Linked DNA regions of Mus musculus: regions 2 and 3 are each linked to region 1. Evidence: chromatin loops called from intact Hi-C (ENCODE). Cell type or tissue: left cerebral cortex. All regions are shown on one strand. Each heading gives the region's core, and the rest is flanking DNA. Links, peaks and the distances in the headings are about the cores only.

The links. A loop is a pair of places that touch in the nucleus more often than their neighbours do. Peaks named below come from ENCODE experiments on the same cell type or tissue, not always from the same donor. Only the 100,000 strongest peaks of a DNase experiment are listed, where the experiment ranks them.
Region 2: it touches region 1 in a loop (3-fold over the local background); 30 of 42 quality-filtered maps call a loop at or near these places.
Region 3: a loop joins it to region 1, with 3 times the contacts of the local background. A loop is called at or near these places in 22 of 42 quality-filtered maps.

What each region holds. Positions count from the first base shown.
Region 1 is chr7:139,874,809-139,881,737 of GRCm38, reverse strand. It overlaps Adgra1 (adhesion G protein-coupled receptor A1), which reads right to left. Exons shown (of 8, transcript NM_177469.3): 8 at 3,650-6,771. The coding sequence ends at 5,544. Among named protein-coding and RNA genes, the nearest start is that of Kndc1, 16 kb to the left of the region's middle. In left cerebral cortex, for the core only: a CTCF peak has its summit at 4,124 (motif pointing right); DNase peaks (open chromatin) are centred at 2,928, 3,434, 3,755 and 4,127; H3K27ac peaks cover 535 bases.
Region 2 is chr7:139,699,722-139,706,650 of GRCm38, reverse strand. No RefSeq gene overlaps it. Among named protein-coding and RNA genes, the nearest start is that of Gm32680, 19 kb to the right of the region's middle. In left cerebral cortex, for the core only: a CTCF peak has its summit at 3,009 (motif pointing left); DNase peaks (open chromatin) are centred at 1,768, 2,424 and 3,000; H3K27ac peaks cover 987 bases.
Region 3 is chr7:139,644,768-139,651,696 of GRCm38, reverse strand. It overlaps Cfap46 (cilia and flagella associated protein 46), which reads left to right. Exons shown (of 59, transcript NM_001302546.1): 21 at 51-158; 22 at 744-910; 23 at 4,590-4,721; 24 at 5,256-5,418; 25 at 6,134-6,221. Among named protein-coding and RNA genes, the nearest start is that of Cfap46, 36 kb to the left of the region's middle. In left cerebral cortex, for the core only: a CTCF peak has its summit at 3,418 (motif pointing left); DNase peaks (open chromatin) are centred at 2,511, 3,424 and 4,493.

The DNA.
Region 1 (6,929 bases), core at 1,156-6,155:
TTGCGTCACGTGATGGTTTTCTGGACGTTGTCTTGTGAGAGGGCATGGGGTGTTTGGCTGAGAACAGACACTTGAGAGAGTGTGTGATGTTTAGGAAGAATATAAATGGAACCCCACAAATAATAAGAGGATGCTCTTGCATTTGCTATGCAATGCTTCGCTGGTCCTTGCTGGTTCTTGCTGGTCTTCGCTGGTCTTCACTTTGTAGAGAGAAACACACCAAAGAACTTCTCGTGGTATTCCGGCTGCTTCTGGCTGCCTCCACAGACTCATGCGCACCTTGCTGGTTCTGCTGGTTCGTGTCACTGCTACAGATTCCTGTTTGGTGTTGGCTATTGACCTGGACTGTTGGTATCCTGACAACAAAGAGGAAAATTGCCCCAAGGAACTGCTTCTAAGCAGGTCCCCATCATCCATTTCCAATTAACCTTTTTTCCCTACCTCTGGCCAGCGAATTAGAAGGGAGGTTAAAGGATTTAAGAACCCTAAATAAAGTAGGTTTTGAAAAAACCTAAGCCTACATTGAGGTGATGCAGGTGACGATGACTCAGAGACCCTGAGGATCAGCTTCCTGAGGCCGTGGCTGCACTCACTGTTTCCCACGATACAGAGGTCACACAGCACTTACCTATCCCATAGTACTTCAGTGCTTTCCTGAATATACTAGTGGAGAGCACTCACCATCCCAGGGTACCAGAAAGGTGAATTCATCCTGCCCTGTGCGGGCCACGTCTCCTTGCCCTGTCAGCATCTTCCTCACAACAATTCACTAGAATGCCTCTCTTTATGGGAGTCTTGGTACACGGGGATATGTTCCTGAGACAGGGCAGGAGTCCTCTCTAAACCAAGACACAGGCATGAGGACTCCTCTGGCTCTCCCTGGTGAGTCAGCTCTTTCCACCCTCCCTCTCCAGGCAGGTGGATCTGGTCCTGAGGACAGGCCAAGGACGTAGGCTGTCAGGGAAGGGCCTGCCTTCTGCATGCTTTGCTGTTGTGTCCTTGTTGTGGTATGCTTAGAAGTCTGTGTGTCAAAGGCTTGTTTCCCAAGGTAGTGCTGTTGTGGGGGTAGGGTGTGTGTGCTATGCACCTCTGGGAGGGGTCTTTGTGGGATGAGGAGCCTTTAAGTCATTGGACAGGCTTTTAAAAGGGACCATGGGTGTCTGGTCCTTCCTGGTGTGATCTATGCTGCTTGCTTTTCCCTGTGTTTCCTAACATGTCCTTTGTTACTTTCAGGTACCCCCACCATGGACCCAAAGCCATGGTCTCCTGGTCCTGGACTAGATCCTCCGAACTGCAGGTCAAACCAAGCCTCTTCTCTGAGTCGGTTGTCTTACAAGTCACTGTCTTGTTGAAACAGTTGCCATGGGAACTGATGCACAGGCCCAACTGGTGGCCCCCTGAAGGGGCCATGGCTGGTTATAGCTGTAGCTTGGGTTATGGAGACAGGAATGTGGGATCACAATTGTGTTGATATTGATGCAGGATCAAATCATGTAGTCTGGAATTAAAAGGAACTTAGCATCATTTCTCTAAGCACCCATATCAGTAGTAGGTGAGGAGTCAACCAGGGGCCCATCACCCCAGATGACCCCCTAAGACATCCAGTGCCTGTCTGGGCCTTGGTGAATGGAAAGAATGTGCTATGCAGCCATCGAAGGCCTGGATAGTAGTCCCGGAGTAGTGGGGATTGGCTATCTGGGTACTAGCTCTATTTAAACCTCCTGTCTGGGATCACAGACGCCACTCCAGAGAGGCAGGAGGTGAAAACGGGTTCTCTACCTGATTCTTGAAGTAGCCTGACTGACTCACTATAAAACACCCTTTACTAGTGGGGGCCCCAGGGACTTCCTTCTCTCCTGTATCTCCTGGACCTCAGGACCTTCCTGCTCTATCCTCCTGTTTAACCAAAGCACCTAGGTGACCACTCATTTGTCCCAGAGACCGGTTCACCCTCTTGGTTTCTCTATCTTCTATCCCAGGAGCCCCATTGGGCCCAGCCTCTGCCTAAGCCATGTGTCCACTGTTCCTCCTGTCTCTTTTGTCTCTAGCCTCTGTTGCAGATGCAGAGCTGGGCTCCATTGTGGTCAGAGGACTTCAAATACATTGTTTAACAGGTTTCACTCTTTTTTTTCCCCCCAGAGACAGGGTTTCTCTGTGCAGCTCTGGCTGTCCTGGAACTCACTGTGTAGACCAGGCTGGTCAACAACTCAGAAATCTCCTGCCTCTACCTCCCGAGTGCTGGGATTAAAGGCGTGCACCACCACTGCATGGTTCAGGCTTCACTCTTTGGTCCCAGTTGTAATAGTAACAGGTGATATTTTAGAGAATATTAAATCATAGAATGAAGGTGTTTCCCTGGCCACTGGCCTCAAACATAAATTTTAACAGCACCATGAAGGAGTAAGTGTGACAAAGGCTGCCCTGGGGGTTGTGGTCCTTGCAGAGGGATCTGCTGATCTCAGAGCCTACTGTGGGCTGAGGCCTGCAGTATCTACCTAGAAACACTGAGGGTCAGGGGACAGGTGGTAGGACTTGGCAGACTGCCTATAGCACAGTCACCATCAGGGACACCTCTGTCAGGAACTGCTAAAGAAATCCATAGGGCTACCTGCTCCTATAGAAGGATCCATCCTATAACAGGTCTTCTGCCAAGGCTACACCTTGACCCACAGCCCCAACAACCTCATTACACCCTCTAAGTTAAGTTGACTTTCCTTTGAAGATGGGGCCCAGAGTCTCCCTGGTCTTCCCATGTTTCAGTCTTGCCTGCCTGTTTCAGGTAGATGGGATGTAGATTCTGTCTCAGCATCTTTCTGGTAGCTCCAGGGGCCTCTCGGGTACTCAAAGCGCCTGAAGAGGTGACTCATTCATAGATCTGAGAGGTGTCCTTGATCTGCCTAGGCTGCACCGGCACCTCAGCAGGCAGACGTGAGATTGTCTGGCTGTGGAGTGGCCCCGTGGGAGATACAGCAGACGCTGCTAGTCTCCAGACAGTCAGAGCCTCCATAGTTAGAACCACTGCTGAGGTGATTAAAGTTGTCATAACATCTCTGTGTGCTGAGGATATAACCTCATGAAATACTTTCCAGTGCAGGGATGCTGTGTGTGTGTGTGTGTGTGTGTGTGTGTGTGTGTGTGTGTGTGTGTGTGTGTATGTGTGTGTCCGGGTATGTAGTGTTACCTTTGTGAAGAGCTCTCTCTCTCTCTCTCTCTCTCTCTCTCTCTCTTCTCTCTCTCTCTCTCTCTCTCTTTCTCTCTCTCTCTCTCTCTCTCTCTCTCTCTCTCTCTCTCACACACACACACACACACACACACACATTCCATACAGATGGACATGCAATGTGACTCTGACAACACCCACTCACAACTAACGCTCTACAGGCACACATGTGCATTCACACTCACGTGAATACTCACTGTACAGCCACCTACACACTGGCCATGTGGATTATCATGAAGGAAGAAGGGAGGGACCTGGTAAAGCAAGGCCTGGAAAGCTGGCACAGACAACTTTCAGCCTAAGGGAGGTTGGTTCTGAGTCGAGGGCTCTGAGAAGCAGGGATGCTGCACATTATGACATTTCCCCACAGGACGTCACGGGATTCTGCTGCAGCACTTATCCAAGTGGACTCATGAATCTAAATCAATGTTGAAACACAGCCAGGTTCAATATTTAATGCCGAATTTCTTTGGTTGAATGAAGAGGTGTCTCTGTTCTCCCAGAGGCACCGTGGTAGAAAAGATGAGGGATTAGGCCCAGGGGAGCAGCCTGGATGGGGGCCAAGCCTCTCCCATACTGGTCTTCCTTGTCAAGACTGAGAAACACACACATGAATGCTACTGACCAGCCCGACCAAGGACAAACAATGTAAAACACTGTATTTTCCTCTGGATGGTCTGTATCTACAGTACGTACACAGCATGGTGGGTTCTGCACACATCAGCTACACAAGCAGGTAAAAAAGTCCGTTAGTGAAAGGAGCTGAAACAGCCTGGTGGTCCTTGGCTACCCACCTGAGGGATGGGTACAGAATGCTGCTTTAAGGGATATCACAGAGGAGCTTATGAATATCAGCTCTGCCTGCTAGCCTCCTTACTCAGATACTGAGTGTGTCTGCCTCTAGATGGCACTGCCCACCACAGGCTGCAGAATGCTGCCGCCTCGCCTCCAATGCTCTAGGAACTTACCTATGCCCTGTTCTCTGAGGCGGTTATCGGGAAGGCTATGCTCTGTGAAGCAAGTCACAGACTCACCCACATCTGCAGAGAAACCCAGCACTCAGGGCTGTGATACACACTAATTGTTTGTGGGTGCGTGTGAACACCAATGCGTCTGTGTGTGGACAGTGTGGTATGTGTGCATGTGTGGTAGTGTGCAGGCATGTGCACGTGCATACATGTGGTGGGCAAGCGTGTGGATGCACGTGTATGTGGTGTGCATAGTGTAACTGTAAATATGTATAAGCATGTGTGTACACACAAGTGTATGTACACACAAAGGTGTGTTCATATATGTATGCCAGTGTGTGTGTGTGTGTGTGTGTGTGTGTGTGTGTGTGTATACATATGTAGGCATATGCACTACAAACTGGGAAGAGAAAGCTGGAGAGGAAGGGTGGACAGTCACAGGTTGGCATCTCTGGGCTCTCACCTCTGTGAGGATCTCCCCTGGGACAAGACACTTGCTTGTACAAAAGGCTCATTGTTGAAATATACTCTTTGAGGTGGGGCTTTGTACCCAAAATGATCATGAAAATGGCAAAAAGGAAAAGAAACCGTCATCCATGATAAGAAACCTTCATCCGTGATGACCGTCACACCCCACTCAGCCCCTCCTTGTGGGACGGAGAATCTGACTACTACATGCTCACAATGGGACAGAATCCAGTCTGATAGAGGCCAACTTTCAACAGCACAGGCCCAGAGAGACTGTAGCCAGCTCCCTGAAGGCCACAGCCATGAGTTGTTTCCCCTCCCCATGGCTCCATACCAGGCCCATCCTTAGCACTTGAAATGACCTCAGGCTACCAGGCCAGGGCCATTTCCCATTACAGGTGCAGGTGGTGAGTAGGCCGAGGTGCCAGATGGCTCCCCCAGTGGAGATGCAGGTGTGAGGTAACGCAAGGACAGCAGGGGACAGGAAACTGCCCAGTGTGAGCGAGCTCTGGAGGGCCACTGCGGTGGTCCCTAGAGCAAAACCTAACATATATATACCAAAGGCAAGAACACCAGCTGGAGTCTTGGGGGGGGGGTGTCCTCCCAGCTTCCCTCCCAGCAGCGAGGGAAGGTGCTATAAACAGAAAGCAGGTGACTAGCTTATGGAGGTAAGCTTGGGGACTAGTGGCGGTTGTATGTGGCCCAGTGTTCTTCCCATGGGTTCTTATACAACAAAAGAGATCATGGCTGAGGGCTGGGAACCATTTCAGAACCACTTGGTCATTTGATGGCCCTTCCAGTCCACATAGCAAAGGGCCACTCCCTGCTCTGAAGCTCCTCCAGGGACACGTGGTGGCACTGGCGAAGAAGTTGTGTTCCCAACCTGGCTACACTGTAGTTTCATTTTTCCAGGGTCCTGTTCGGATGTTCCCTGTCCCATCAGTGCCAAATGGCAGGCCTTCTCGAACATCACCCTGGAGCAGCCCATTCTGGCTGGGGCCCCCAAAAGGCAGGGACTGTGTCCTTCGTAGCATCTCCAAGTGGGCAGGGCCTGGGGATAGGTGTGGGGGGCAGCCATAGAGCCCAGGGCTTGTGTCTCCACCCTCAGGCTGGCTGACCATGGGGAAGGGGTCAGCCTGGGCACAGCAGGCCAATGTGTGCATCCCCATTGGGCCCTCCAGAGAGCTGGTGGGGCTCTCCGAACGTGAACTGTGGGGACTGCCATCCAGGCTGGAGGGGATGTGGTAAGCATACTCCCTCTCAGCCGCAGCTGCCTGGTGCCGGCTGAAGTAGTGGGACTTAGTTCTGCCCTTGAGGCACCTGTGCAGGTGAGGGTCATGCAGGTGGGGATCGTGTGGGTAGACGTCCTCCTCAGCCATGTGGATGTGGGCCGCCTCCTCCTCCATTAACTGCTCACAGTGCATCTTGGCACAGCACGGGGTGGCAGGTGACAGACAGCTGACATGGCCCTGGGCAGCCTGCAGGTTGGTCATCTTGCAGTGGCTGGCTGGTGGATGGCCAAAACCTCTGAGTTTCCCAGGGCATGGTGAGTCCTGCAGGCAGGCCGTATGCCCCAGCGCATCCCCGTTGGCATCGAGTGTAGGATGGGCGCCGGGCTTGGTGGTGGAGGTGTCTCCCCGGGAAGGGCAGCAGGACCACCAGCACTGCCACACGTCCTCCCGCTTGGCGCAGTGATGGATAAGTACAAAGAGTCCCAGTGTCACGCAGAAGGCGCCGTACAGACAGCTGAAGATCATGTCCAGGAAGTGGCCCTGAGACACAGCCAGGGCCCCAAAGGTCCATGTAGCTGTGAACAGGAACAGTGTGAAGGCAGCGGCACGAAGCTGAGCCTTGAAGGAATGCTCGTTCTGCAGCTGCGAGGCAGCCAGGGCATCACAGGTGGGTGGGGTCCCGGGACGGACTCCGTGGCGATGGCCGCTCTCTGGCACAGCCAGTCGCTGCTGCTCCTCCGTGCGCTCTCTGAGCTCATACCTGCGCTCCGGGTGACGCCGCAGCTGCACGTAGGTGCAGAGGAAGTACACGCAGGTGACCAGGGCAATGAAGGCAGCCGGCCCATAGAACGCACCCAGGCTGGGTTCCCAGGCCATCCAGCAGCTGCAGGGAGAAGCAGGTAAGTGTGGGGGTGTGGCTAATGTGCTCGCCCCCCGGGCCATCAGGACAGAATGGGGTTTCTTTCCTACAAGGGAATATTTTAATTTTTTGATAAGACTGGTTGGTCAGCCATGAGGTCTGGGTTGATAGGGACAGAACTG
Region 2 (6,929 bases), core at 761-5,760, 170 kb after region 1:
TAAGCAAGCATGATGTGTCTGGCAAGGCAACGGCCCCCCAGCATGGCCCATGTCTTGGTGCCCAGAATGTGAATCTGTAGACCAAAAGGGTTTAAGACTACAGAGAAAAAACAGGTGGTGGACAGCTGTCCTCCTCTTGTGGGTTTCGCAGAGAACAGAGTCCAAAGAGGAGACAGACAGAGACTGCAGGGCTAGAGAGAGCTAGAATCACATCTAAGCTTTGAAGGTGAAGGTGGTCCTTGATACAGGAGGGCCATCACCCATACGTCTAAGAATGTGGAACACCAGAAGACCTGGGTGGGACAATGACCTCAGAACATTGGACAATTATGTTTAGGTTGTTAAAAGCCACCAAGTTTGGATGAATTTTGTTGTTGTTGTTTTTGCAGCCCCTGAAAATGAATACATGTGGCACACATTAATTAAAAAGCAATTAATTCTTATTTTCTGGGGAGATGCTTAGAGACTAGTTTAGTTTCCTGTACATCAGAAATCTGCCTGCCAAGTTGGCATCCTTGGAGGACTCCTGCCTAAATTAATGGCTGCTGACATACTGTTCATGAGTTTCCTGAGCTATGCTCAGTGGAGGATTTTTTGGAAGACAGAGCACTTGAACACTCGAGCCGCCACGCCTCTACCAGGTGTCCACAGCGCCCTGAGGCAGTGCCATCACCAGGTAGAGAGGTTCCGTCTGCCCTTTGAAAGCAGACCTCCATTGCTGCAGCACATGCTTACAAGCAGACTAGAAGACATCCTTCATTCACCTTGTGTATCATCCCAGAGTTGTTATCTAGATGCCTGTTTGCAGTGGGCATGCGCATGTGCATATAAATATGTGCATGCAGGTATGTGTGACGCTGCGTTATCTATGTATACATACAAGCATGCTTGTGCATGTGCTTGTACATTTGTGCGTATGTGTGCTATGCATGTGCACGTATCTGTATATACCTGCGTCCATGCCACATGTTTGCTCTGTGTGTCTATGTGTGTGTTTGTATGTGTGTGTATGTTTGTATGTATTTACTAGAATGTATATCCATTCCTTTGCTTGGTTATCCTGGTCACCTGGCCACTTTCTCTCCCAGCACAGGTGATTTTAGTGGCTAGAGGCCCTAGACATTCTCTAGAGCTTAGATGGCCTGGTCTCCATGGGACTCGGCTTCAGGGTTCTTCGGCTTTTCCACAGAGGGAATGCCTCCCTCGAGATGTTCACACAGCCTGGCTGCTCTGTGAACCTGGTAGTCCAGAAATTCTGTTCTCATCTGGGGACAGTTTAAAAACAGCTCATTGTGGTTCCAGGATGCACAAGTCTGCCTGCCGTCTGAGAACATGAGATAAGAGTCAGGAGGCCCAGTGTCTCCAAAGGTGCTGATGCAGAGACAATCTTCCCCCACCAGAAAGCTAGCAGCTGAGGCAGGTGGTCAGATGGCCTTGGCCTTGTTTCTGTGTGGAAGAAACCTGTGGTTGGAAGGGCCCCTGTGCTGGTTTGCTTTCTCATGGCCTCTGATCTCAAAACAGCTGGTCCTTAGGGGAAAACAACTTGCCGATCTTCAAGCTGGGGGACAGCTAGGGGTAGGAACCTGGGGTCTGGGAAAACCTGATGCTGTGGATGAGAAGAGATTGGGCTGCTCTGTAAGGACCTGAGACTAGGACAGTCTCTCTCTCTCTCTCTCTCTCTCTCTCTCTCTCTCTCTCTCTCTCTCTAAAAGCAGTAAAATATGAAACTATCTCACTAGGATTTGGCTGCAAGCCATGGCTCAGAAACCAAGCTACCAAGCTGGCCACGAAAGGAACCCAGTCAGCTCACAAATTGGGAGGAAGGGAAGGAGAAGGAAGGTAGACAGGGAGACTGTAGCTTCTGTGGCATGATCTTTGCTCTTCCTGGGCCCAGTCCTGCCCCCAATAGCCATCTGGAGCCCCAGCTAACCCCTGCCTACCTTTGAGAGTCGGGGGACTATAAGAAGGAGTGGCACCCTCTGGACTCCTCTTAGCCAGTGGGCTGCTACCCTGGAATGTCTCATTGTGAGTGAGATGCTTGTGAGCAAGCATTCATCACTCTTCCTCAGACTGCAGACCCTCACGTGGTTCTGCAAGTGCGCTAGGATCCTGCCTGGGGTACTTGCGCTCTTCCCAAGACAGATCAGGCTGCATTTGCTGGCTAGAGGGGGCAGAGGATAGGCTGCACTTCAGGGTATTCTGACAGCCTACTTCACTCCAGCTGCCCACCACACTGGGATGGGCTCCTGTGCTGATCTGCCTTTAGACCTGCTCATTTCTGCCCCAGTTTCCAGATCTTTACAGAAGAGCAGAGGTGCCTTTGCCATGGTCCTCTGCTTCCAATACTTGGCAGACATATACCTGTACTCAGCGTTCATCCCCACCCCCAGCATCTCCACCAGGCCAGGTTCTTCTTGTCTCCCAGACTCATTGGCATCCAGAGCATGCAAGCCTCCTTGTGTCTTGTCCAGCCTGAGTCTAAACCCTCCCTTTCTTCCCAGGGCCTTGTTTCTGCATGACAACCATAGCCAGGTGGCCAGGTGAAGATGTCCCTGGGCCCCTCTACCCAAGACCTTCTGAAGCCTCAAAACCTATGGGTGAAGAGCTGATGCTTGCCTGGCTTTAAATAGCTCTGCAGGGAGGTGAGGCAACTCAGCTCAGAGGACAGGAAGGTAATCACGCCTGACAAGTGTTATTTTTACCCAGATCTGTCCAGCTGCGGGGGGTGGGGGTGGGGGCTTATGTAACTAAAAGCAGGATATTTGCTAAGTCTAAGTAAACCTTCAAAAGTGGGAAGGGAGAAAGGGGGGAGGAGAAAGGAGGAAGAGAGGGAGGGGAGGACGAAGAAAAGGAAGAGAGAGGGAAGAAGGAGGAGAAAGATAGAAACAGAGGTGAAGGGAGGGTGGGTGTAGAGATGGAAAGAGAGAAGGAAGAAAGAGGAAGGGAGAAAATCGGCAGATGCCAGGTCAGCACAGAACAGCTGATACTTTCCTTTGCTGCCACCTGGTGGTCACCAGTGTCCTCTATAGGTACGGAGTCACCCACAGCACCCTGGAGTAAGCTGGGACAAGTGTAGCTAACTTAAGTGGGGCACAGGGAAGAGGCCTGCCAGCCTGTGCTGAGGACTGGGCCTTCAGCTCCCATCACAGCTAATGGTGATGTCTACCTGACCACAGAGCTTGGAGTGGATAGGGTGGAACTGATCGTCCACATCTGAGGATGGGGAAGCTGTCAGGAAGCAGTGAGCACCATGACACTTTCCTGTCCCAAGGAAGACACAGAGCATGCCGTCACCTACCAGGATCCTGAACTGAGGGTTCCAGACACTGTCTCGTAGGCTGGTGATAGAGATATCCAACATCTTGGGCTGGACCCAGGGACAGTGTATGCTTGAAGTCCACACAGCATGTAGAATGAATGGTTTAAGGCCCCTGCCCCTTGGGATTCTGGAAGGGCTGGTAAGTTACAATGTATGCTTCTATAACAGAGAGATATGGCCTCAAGGGGAAGGGGAAATGGCCCTCCCCTAGTCCCCATGAGTAAGCCTGTCTAAAATGGTTTGTTACCTCCATGAGCACAGCTCCAGCACAGCCCCATCCATACTAGTAGCCTCAGCCACCCGCCAGCAGGTTCAGATCTCTACAGTGAAAAAAGAGAGGCAGTATTTTGAAAGCGATGAAGAGGAGTAAACAGCATGATGCTCGTGCATATGGAGCCCCAGAAGGACATGAGAAAGACAGTAGACAAAAACCTAAGGGAATATGGCCAAGAGAAGTCCAACAAGCCTGAAGCAGAATAAACATAGAGAAGTCAGACCTAAACACACAGACCAGGAGCGAGTCGGTAGAGTGACCAGGGTTGGGGGTGGGGAGAAAAATGATCAGACAATGATGACACAGCCGGGCATGGTGGCGCATGCCTTTAATCCCAGCACTTGGGAGGCAGAAGCAGGCGGATTTCTGAGTTTGAGGCCAGCCTGGTCTACAAAGTGAGTTCCAGGACAGCCAGGACTACACAGAGAAACCCTGTCTTGGAAAAGAGAAAAAACAAAAAAACAAACAAACAAAAAATGATGACACAGCTTCCCACTGAGTTACAGGGAACGGACAGCAGAAAGAACACTTAATCACCCACAATTCTGTGTCTATTACGTATGTGACTTTTATTTGCAAAATAGATACATCTCCAGATAAGAAAGAAAAATTTAAAAACAGAAAGTCAACCAGAAGCATTCTATAGGCAACATGTACATAATTAAATGTGAAGGACTATATTCCTTTACTGTCTGATTATTTAAGAACAATGTGAGCAGTTTAACATAAAAAGGATTACATTGCCATTTATTAAACCTGCAGATTTAGACTATGGGACGGTGGCACAAAGGGACTGCAGTGGCTGAGGCTGCACTCTGTTAGGTGAAAGAGGATCTGTGTTTATGCTAAATAACTGAGAAAAGCCAAAGTTGTACTTTTTAACTCTGAGATCAGGGATTAAAATAACCATGCAAAGAGGCAGAGGGAAAGCATCCCCAGGAGAGTTAAAATTTGTCAACCGACTTTTAAAGAGGCAGCAGGAAGGGCCAGAAAAGCAAAAGAGGCGGAGAGGAAGGAGCAAGCACAGCATGGGTCACAGCAGTTTCAGAGGGTCCCCGGCTCCTCAGCTAAAAGGCTGGACTTGCCAGGCTGGAGGGCTCATGTGGCTCAGGGTCAGCTGCTTGTCTGGCATCCCCAGTGTTACCAAAATACTAAACAGACAGATAAAAGTCGAAAGGCATATGTTGGCTTATAGTATAGCAGGCTATATTTTAAAGATTTTTTTTTTACTGTTTTCATTGAAGTGGTGGGGGAGGGGGATCACACAGTGAGGAGGCATGCAGTGTGAGGATGTGTGCTCAGGGGCCACAGAGGGCATTAGACCCCCTCCAGTTGGAACTACAGGTGACTGTGAGTCTCCAACATGGGCACTGGGAACAAACTCAGGTCCTCCATAAGAGCACGCCTTGCTTTTTACAGCTAAGTCATCTTTTCAGCCATTGGGCTATATTTTAAATACAGTTGGGGGAATAAGAAAAAAACAAAAATGCCAAGAATGAGCAAAAAGTATGCTATAATAAATTAATATTAATTGCTCAATATCAGACAAAACAGACTGAAGACAGTATCACAGAGATAAAGGGTCAGTTTGTCAGTAAGACATATGAAGCATAAATGTGTATGCCCCCCAACAGAAACATTTAAATAATTCCAAATGGTTTTTAGTTATTAAATATAAAATGATAACTGAGAGTTAGAAAGCAACATGTGGATCTGCAATCATGATATGATATTCTAACAAGAGTTTTTGCTGATGTGTGGAGCATTAGCCGAAATGGGGGCAGGAAACCCCCATTCCTGCCACACTGGCCTTGTGGTTCCCACATAACACTCATGGTTACTTCAAATTGCACCATCTTAGGTGAGCAGTGAACATTTGCCCGAGCAGTTGGCATGGTCAGTCAAAACAAAATTTTAATACATTTCAAGAAATTGAAATTATATTAAATGTTCTCTAATCACAGTAGAATTAAATTAAAAACTGGTGCCAGGAAGAGATCTAGGAAAATCTTCTGTCTGCCAGATATTTGGCAATTAGGTGACACACTTCTCAATAGCCTGTGGATAAAATAAAATAAAAAATTTAAAGTTATAAATATTTTAAATTGATAATGAACATTCAAAATTATTTTATGTTTCATCTTACTTGGATAACTTTAAAGAATAAAAATTCAAAAAGCCATTATTTAAGGCAAGGCACTGCAGAGAAACCGGACCACTGTACAAATAGATAGATGGGTAGGTAAACTGATAGAGGACAGATACATAGATACATAGGTAATTGATGGATAGATATATAGATAGATAGACAGATGATTGATAGATGATAGATAGGTATATGGATGTATGGATAGGTGGTTGCTAGATGACTAAATGATGTATGATAGATATTAGGTAGACAGATGATAGATAGATAGATAGATAGATAGATAGATAGATAGATAGATAGATAGATAGGCAGGCGAGACAGATCAACAGGTAGATAGGTGGTATAGAGGATAGATGATAAAAGATAAATCGAGCAAATGGGAGATCAGCTCAAGACCAAGGGGCTGAGAAACACAAAGGCTGACGTCTGAGGAAATGGGTTTTCGGTCTCAAAAAATGCCATTACCTTTGTTACTGTTCAGGTGCTCTGTGGAGTGGGTGACGCCCACCTACACTAGTGACACTGAGTCTCCACTCTGGACACCCATTCAACTCCTGGTCTCTTCCAGACGCAACCTCACAGACACCCAAGGGATGCTGTTGTTGTAGCCATCTGTGCAGCCTGTGGCCCTAACTGTTGCATCAGTAACCAAGACTCTATAGCCACAGTTGTGATCTCCTAGGGGTACATTCTGAGTAGAATTAAGGAATTAACTGAAAACAAGAATAGCATTTGACAACATAGGAATGTAGGAATGCAGCAATAATATAGTTAGCAACAAATTAGGACAGTGTATTTCATCCAGCTTGATCTAAAACACACACACACACACACACACACACACACACACACACACACACACACACACACAGGTATTGCTTGCTAGAACTCTTCCAGACTCTGTTGTGGACTCAGAGAGTAGAATAGTCATGGATGATTAGTTCCTGAGGCTGTGTGGTCCTTTGAAGGCTGGGACAGGTTGCTCCTCTGCCTTCTCTCACATGTGGCTGCAAGCCTAAATGTTTGTTTGTTTGTTTGCTTGCTTGCTTGCTTGCTTGCTTGCTTGCTTGTTGTTGTTTGTTTTAATATCACCAGGGAACTGTTCACACCAGCATCTTGGTTATGTTTCCATCCTCTTACAGTCAGGCTTCCTTTTTAGCAGAATATTGAAATGAAGCCTAGATAAA
Region 3 (6,929 bases), core at 869-5,868, 230 kb after region 1:
CCCTGCTGTTCCCTGGACGCCTGGGAGCTCAACCCTATCCATCCTTCCAGAGTACCAATGAAGACATCAGCTCCGTGACCAGGGTCCTAGTTGCCCTTGAGATGTACTCGTGCAATGGGCTGGGCCTCATGGACTTCACTGTGCCCCCGCTAGTTCAGGTGAGTCTCCCGAGGGATTCCAGGAGGTCACTCAGCAACCCCCATCCAGGAAAGATGAGGAAGCTGAGGCTTGGGATCCTGCCCGAGGCAGTCAGAACTCAAACCCACATCCACATTGGCACTGCGGTTCCCACTGTATCCCTGCAGCTGCCTTCTCTCAAAGCACACATGTCTGGCCTCTGTATGGCACCATCCTTTATACTAGTGTGAAGAGGATGCTTCTCTCAGTGGCCTGACTGTGGTCCCCTTCATCCCAAGACCTCAGCACAGACAGAGGCATATGAGAGGTCAGGCTTACCTATTCCTTGTCCTTGGTCTAGAGGTGGCCTTGTGCTGGGAGAGTGGTGAGAATGAGGCAGCTGAGATCAGTAGCAAACTTTACATTGCAGCTTGACTTCACAGATGGGTGTGGTCTATCTAGAACTGCATAGCAATCCCTATCAGCATGCATGCTAAGCCATGTGCAAATAACACGGGATTGATGGCGCTCACTGGGCTGGCAGCGTGGTCATTGTTGAGGGCCACAGACCACTAGGCAGTCATGTCACTAATGCAATGTCCTCCCCTGCTTCACACGCTGGTAAGGTGGTGAAGATGGCCTCCGAGTGCAACTGGTCTGACCATCTGGTGGAGCTGCAGACCCTGACACGCCTCACCCATTTCGCCTACATGGCTCACGACCATGAGGTCACCATGGCGTGTTCTCAGAATGCCACACAGATGGGCCTCAAGCACCTGAGGTCGTTTGAACCGTAAGTGACTTCCACGATGATGTCCTAGAGGCACACAGTAACATCCCCAGAGAAGCAGAGCAAGGAGTGTGTCTCCTGCCAGAGGAGGGGCCAGAGGCTCAGCCCTGCTGACCAAGGGGTGTCTGGCAGGAACCTGGCGGTTCTTCACCTGCTTCTGGCTGTGTGCTCTAGAACAACACAGTGAACAGGGCACATGAAGCTCTGTATCACTGAGGACTCAGAGCTACACAGGCCTCAGCTGGGAGGTCTGTACAACAGCTGTCTGTGTATGACCGCTAGCTAAGAGTGGGTGGTTCTCTTAGTTGTGATAAAATACCACAGCAGAGAGGCCCAAGAAATGGGGATTTCTTGTTCATGGTGTAGAAGCTGGTGTTGAAGTTCAGTTGGTGTCTAGTGAATGTCTCTGCCTACTTCAAAGATCGCCACTTCACATGACAGAAGAGGCAAAGGGCTCCTTTGTATTCCTTTATGGGGCAGAGTTCCGTCCTGAGGCTCCAACTCTGCACTGCACTGGCTCATTTCCCAACATCCCTTCTGCTAATAACCATCACCCAGGGAGTTGGATTTCAGCGTATGGTGTTAGGGGACGTATGTGGTTCTCAGTTCAACCATGTTCCAACCCTGGTGCAGACGGCTTCAGCAAAGGGATTTCTAAGTTACAAGATGCATTACGCTGTAGTATAATGTCACCAGAGGATATAGGAAGGCCATCCCCTCTCTTGTTGGACAGGAGACAGCATCTCTGTCGGGCCTCCCATGGCAACTGCTGGCAATTCCGAGTCACTGGTGGTTTGAGTTGCCTTTCTCATCGCTCTGGACTGATTAGAAGCGACTCGAAACTGAAAGGTTCATTTTGGCTCATGGTTTCAGGCTGCAGTGCACTGCAGAGGGAAGGCCTGGGGGCAGGCTGTGAGAAGGCAGCTAAAGTGTGCAGCTGGGATGGCTCGCTACACAGTCTGCTCTTCAGAACAGGAAGCAGGGAGCGGGAAGTATGGCCAGGCTGCAAAACCTCACAGCCTGTCCTCAATGGCTGGATCCCATGAGCAAGGTGACACCTCTTAAAGGCCCTACAACCTCCCAAAACAGTGCCACCTGCTCCTAACCAGTGTTCAAACACATGAGCCTGGATGGGGGAGGGGAACATTAACTAGTCAGCCTTCACCACCAGTGAAGCACCAGAACGTGTCCATCTTCCCTCGTAGTTTCAGCAATGTCCTTTTCCTTTTTTCCTGAACATGGGGCTATTGTAAAAAGCAGTGTTGGGACAATTGGCCACACAGTCAAGGCTGCCTTCCTTGGGCTCTTCTTTTTGGCTTCTTTCCTGAGTCCAGTTACCCTGAAAGACAGAGTCATGACCCAGGGCTATAAAGGTGCTTCCTCTGCCCAGTGGCCAGATTTAGTCCCCAAATCCACCGAGTTCTTCCCCTTGCCCATGCCCCCAGTCTTGAGCTATGTCTACCAGCCTTGCTTTCTGAGCCCTTTTGATGCGCTCCTGGGGTGGTGGTAATGCCAGCCTGTGTTGGCAGGATTTAAGGGGCATGTGGCATCTGCCTCCTGATTGGTCAGACTCCTAGGAGGACAAGGCCAAGCCTGTGTCCTGTGCACAGCGGCAGCTCCGAGGCTATGTTCAGACCACTGCTGAGAGTCAGCAGAAGCCCATGGCCTGCAGTGTGGACGTGACATTTGTGCTGAAGAGCACCTGATCATGTGGCCCAGGGGCCTTTAGAACTGGTTAGTAGGAGGAATGTGGAAGAGTTTGTAAATTAGGACTGAAAAGTCCTAGAAAAACTTAATGGACCATTCTGGCAGGGTGCGGGAGACTAGAATGCTGAGAAGAGTCAGCTAGGAGACTAGGCTACACTCCTCTTATATTCCAGCAGGGAATCTGGCTCAAACGTGAACCAAAAGCCCCACCTTCTTTCAATTGTTCTTATGGGGAATTTGGCCGCAGGCATGAGAAGAGAAATGATTACAACAACTTTTGGTGTCCTGGCCTTAGAGGGCACAACCTTTACCACTGAGCCATCTACCCACACAAATTTCGCTCTTCCTTTGATTTTATAGTGAGTTGGAAGAGGGAGGCCAGAGTAGCTGAAGTCTACTTACCATAGCTCTGCAGGGAAGATGGACAAGGGGGGGTGCATGTGGTGACTGCAGACATAGACGTCACACCCAATAGGGTCATACCAGAGCTGGGGAAATGGCCATGTTCAACCCTGTGCAAGATCCACTTCTATCACTCAAAATATCCTTAGGACAAAAAGAATTGAGCACCCCCGCAGAAAGGGTTGTTGTACGCTGTTTGTGCTACTGCAAACAGCCACCACCTGCTTGGGCACAGGAGGGGAGCCGGGCGTAGCACCAGGCCAGGCTAGCACACTCTTCCATCAGTGATACTAAATCAAATCTAATTTTTAAAGGTAATCCCTGTAAAAATAAAGCAAAGATGCCCATGCATACAAACAGCAACAAGAAACCTGGAGGGGGCAGTGCTGAGTTCCTCGACAAGGCTTCTGAAAGTCTTTTATAGACCGTTGTTGCCCCCTGCTGGTGACTGTTGTTGTTGCACCCTGCTGGCTGCAGCGCACCTCTTTTTTTTTTTTTTTTTTTTTTTTTTAAGTTGTATGGCCCTGTATGGAAAGATCAAAATTTCCGATTGTTACTCCCCAGGCTAGGCTCTCAGCCTTCTTTACACCAACCTATCACCTAAAAAAGGGATTCTAATTACCCCATAACCTCAGTTTATCTTCAGACCACCAATTCCCACTATGCAGCAGGTCCTTACAGTCTAAGATCAGATGCCCTTCCTCTACTGGCATATACTGGCATATGGGGATGGTTGCTCCAGCAAGCAGGTGCCTGTCTTCCAGAGCCCCTGGACCCAAAAGAAGTGTCCTCAGAACAAGTTTATTACTCACAGAATAAAATCCGTGAGGCTGAGCTAAACAGCGGGAACATGCCCTCCTCCCGCCCCACTCTCACCCCACCCTCACCCCCATGCTGCATGTACCCAGACCACAGCTCCCCTGGATTTGAGAAACAAGAGACTGTGTGAGGAGCTGCGGTGCTGCTCTGGGATGGTCCTGCAGGCCTGTGTGCACCTCTCAGTACAGAGTACAGACCACCTGGGACAAGACGTTGTTTTGAGCCCAGGAAACAGCCTGGCTGAGCCTAACGGATGGTTCTGCTGGCCCACTGATGCATGGAAACCCACCAGAAACTAGCAGCTAAAAGCCAGTTAAGTAGTCTGTCTCATGGTTCCGTGGGTTCGCTGGAGTCTGCCAGTTAGTTCTGATTTGGGGGTCTCTCATCAGGGTAATTGAGAATCCATCAGCCAGGCACCCACAGAGCTGATTCCCACATCCCCAGAAGGTCTCTGTGCATGGCTCTCTCCAGAAGCCGCAATGAGACTCGCTATGTAGTATCTCTGGGAATGGAAGACCATCTCCTCAATGAGTGTCCCAAACACCCAGGCCAGACGTAGGCATCTCAGTTCACTGGTAAGGATGGCCTCAGAAGGCCAGAAGGAGAACCACTCGCCCTAAAGCACAGAATAAGGTAGAAGTGCGCCTCCGTCTTTGGATGCCTTTGCAGGGCAGTGGGTGGAAGGATAGCGTTTGCAGTGAGTGGAGAGCATCACTTCCCACCTCTCCCCTCACTTGCTCTGTGTCCTCCCCAGGAGCAACGCCAAGCTCGCAGCAGAAATGCTGTGTATGGTGTCCTGCATCCAGGGCCGTAGCATCATGGAAAACTTGAAAGGCAGGAAGCAGCTACGGCTAGCAGCAGCCAAGGCCTTTGTAGAAAGTGCCAGGTATGCAACGGGGAGGGGGGAGGATAGGCTGGCTTGGCTAAGTATAGGGGGAAGCCAAGCCTGTGTAGTGCCACCATGGTGCTACGGGACATTACCGAATCCCGAGGAAGGAATCATGTAGTACAAGCAGGCCTCTGCCGACATCCTGTCATGCAGCTGAGCTCACAGACACCGGGGCATCCATGGGAGAAACTCGATAGAGCTGTGAGCTAAGGGGGTGCAAAGGATGTCCGGAGGGTCCCTAAGCATCCAGGGGCTTAAGGAGCGGGGACAGGTGGGCACAGCAAGGGCCAGGTTAGGAGAGCCCATCGTTGCCCTGGGATGTGATCGGCACCTGAGGAGCTAGGGAGGTGGCACACAAGGCTTGCACTACCATGGTGCCTGCCGTACAGTCCCAGAGCTGGACCACCTTGATTCCACTCCTCCCCTACAAGGCCTTCGTAGAAAGAGCTTTCTAGTCCTGGGCAAGGTGTGGGTGTGGCCAAGCAGTCTGCCCAGCCTATTGGGATTTTTAGACCAGGCATGTCATTTCAGGTTTGGGGGCCTGGCAAACAGCAATTCCCTGGTGATGATGGCCGCCCGGCACTACTGGAACACATGGCTCCCACTTCTGTCCTCACCGGCCAACAGGAAGAAGGCCAAGGCATCCCTCCAGAGAATCATCAGCATCATCAACAAGACAGAGAACAAGAAGCAGGTGCCACAGGGACACATGCTAGGTTGCTAGGAGACCTTTACCCTCAGGCCTGGCCAGACTCACAGGAAAAGACAACCCCACAGCATAGCTCCCACAGGATATGGCTGCCTTGGGGCATGGCTTGATTGGGAACACAACTCTCACTGAACACAGCCCCTGTTGGGGGCGGTGGGGGTGGGTGTGGGGGTTGGTGTGCGTTTTGTGTATGGTCTATACCTGATATGGTTTAGAAGTGTGGCGTGGTGTGGTGTGTTGGTTACAATTTGTTATGTGTGGTGCAATATATGTGTGATATGATATGTGTATGGTTGTGTATCATGCTGTGGTGTGCATGGAATATTGTATGTAGTATGATGTTGTATGCACAAGCTGGTGTGTTGTATATGGTATGAGAGTGTGTGGTACAGTGTGGTGTAATATGACATTGCTTTTGTATGGCACAAGAGGTCTTGGCATGTATAGGATGTGCATGGTATGGTCTATGTGTAGTATGATGTGATATGATATGGTACATGATACATGATGTGGTATGTATGATCTTGTACTCATGTGGCATATATGGTATGTTCTGAAATTTTGTGGCAATTCCTTTTTTTTCTTTTCTCTTTGGTTATTTGTTTTCTTTTGGTTTTTGACTGACACTAATGAGGACCAAGATGGAGGAACACATCAGCCTCCTCCAACAGGTGCTGTCTATTTGTTTGTTTCACTTAAGGAGACAGATAAAACCCTGCCTCTGCACCAGTGGCCGTCAGCTGACTTCCAGACTGGAGGGACAGGCCCTGAAATCCCGTTCCTCCCAGGTTGGTAGCCTCGGGGCAATGGGAAACAGGAGCTCTTGGGAGCTTGAGCATCCCATGGTTCATATCCTGTGTCCTCACACGAGGCACCTTAATTGGGACCATGCCAATGAGCATGTCTACTTCTCACTTGATGTTTTCTCTTAAGCTCCTATGAAAACCTATTCTGTACAGAGAATGCCCAGCCCAGGTTCTCCATCCTACCAAAGTGGAGAGCCTTCACCTAAGACCCCAGCTATGCTGATAGATGTGTCTTGTCTTCCCCTTAATCATGTTTCTACCATTGAAAAAAACGTGGAGGTGTACTCATCGGCAAAACAGGGACAGGAAGACACCACCCTGACCTCAGAACAACAGAGATTTCAATTTTTTTCAAAAAGAATACATTTTCTTCTCATGATAAGATTCCCTGGCAATCAAGAGCCCCGTGTGTATTTGACACTGCAGAATAGATTAGCGGACCCTGCCTTGAGCATGCTAGTCTATTCATAGGCAAAACAGATTCAAAATTAAGAACAAATGCATGGCCATATGTAAGTAAAAAGTATACCGAACCCCCAGCATTTCGAATATTGACAGACTTTGAAAGAAAAGCAATACAGATAACAGTCAGAGGCAGACCTCGCTCACACTCACCCAGTTGAGTCAGCTTGGTGCATAAGGAGCCAGACAGAAGCTGGAAGTCAAACTGCACTCACCCCTGGAAACCAT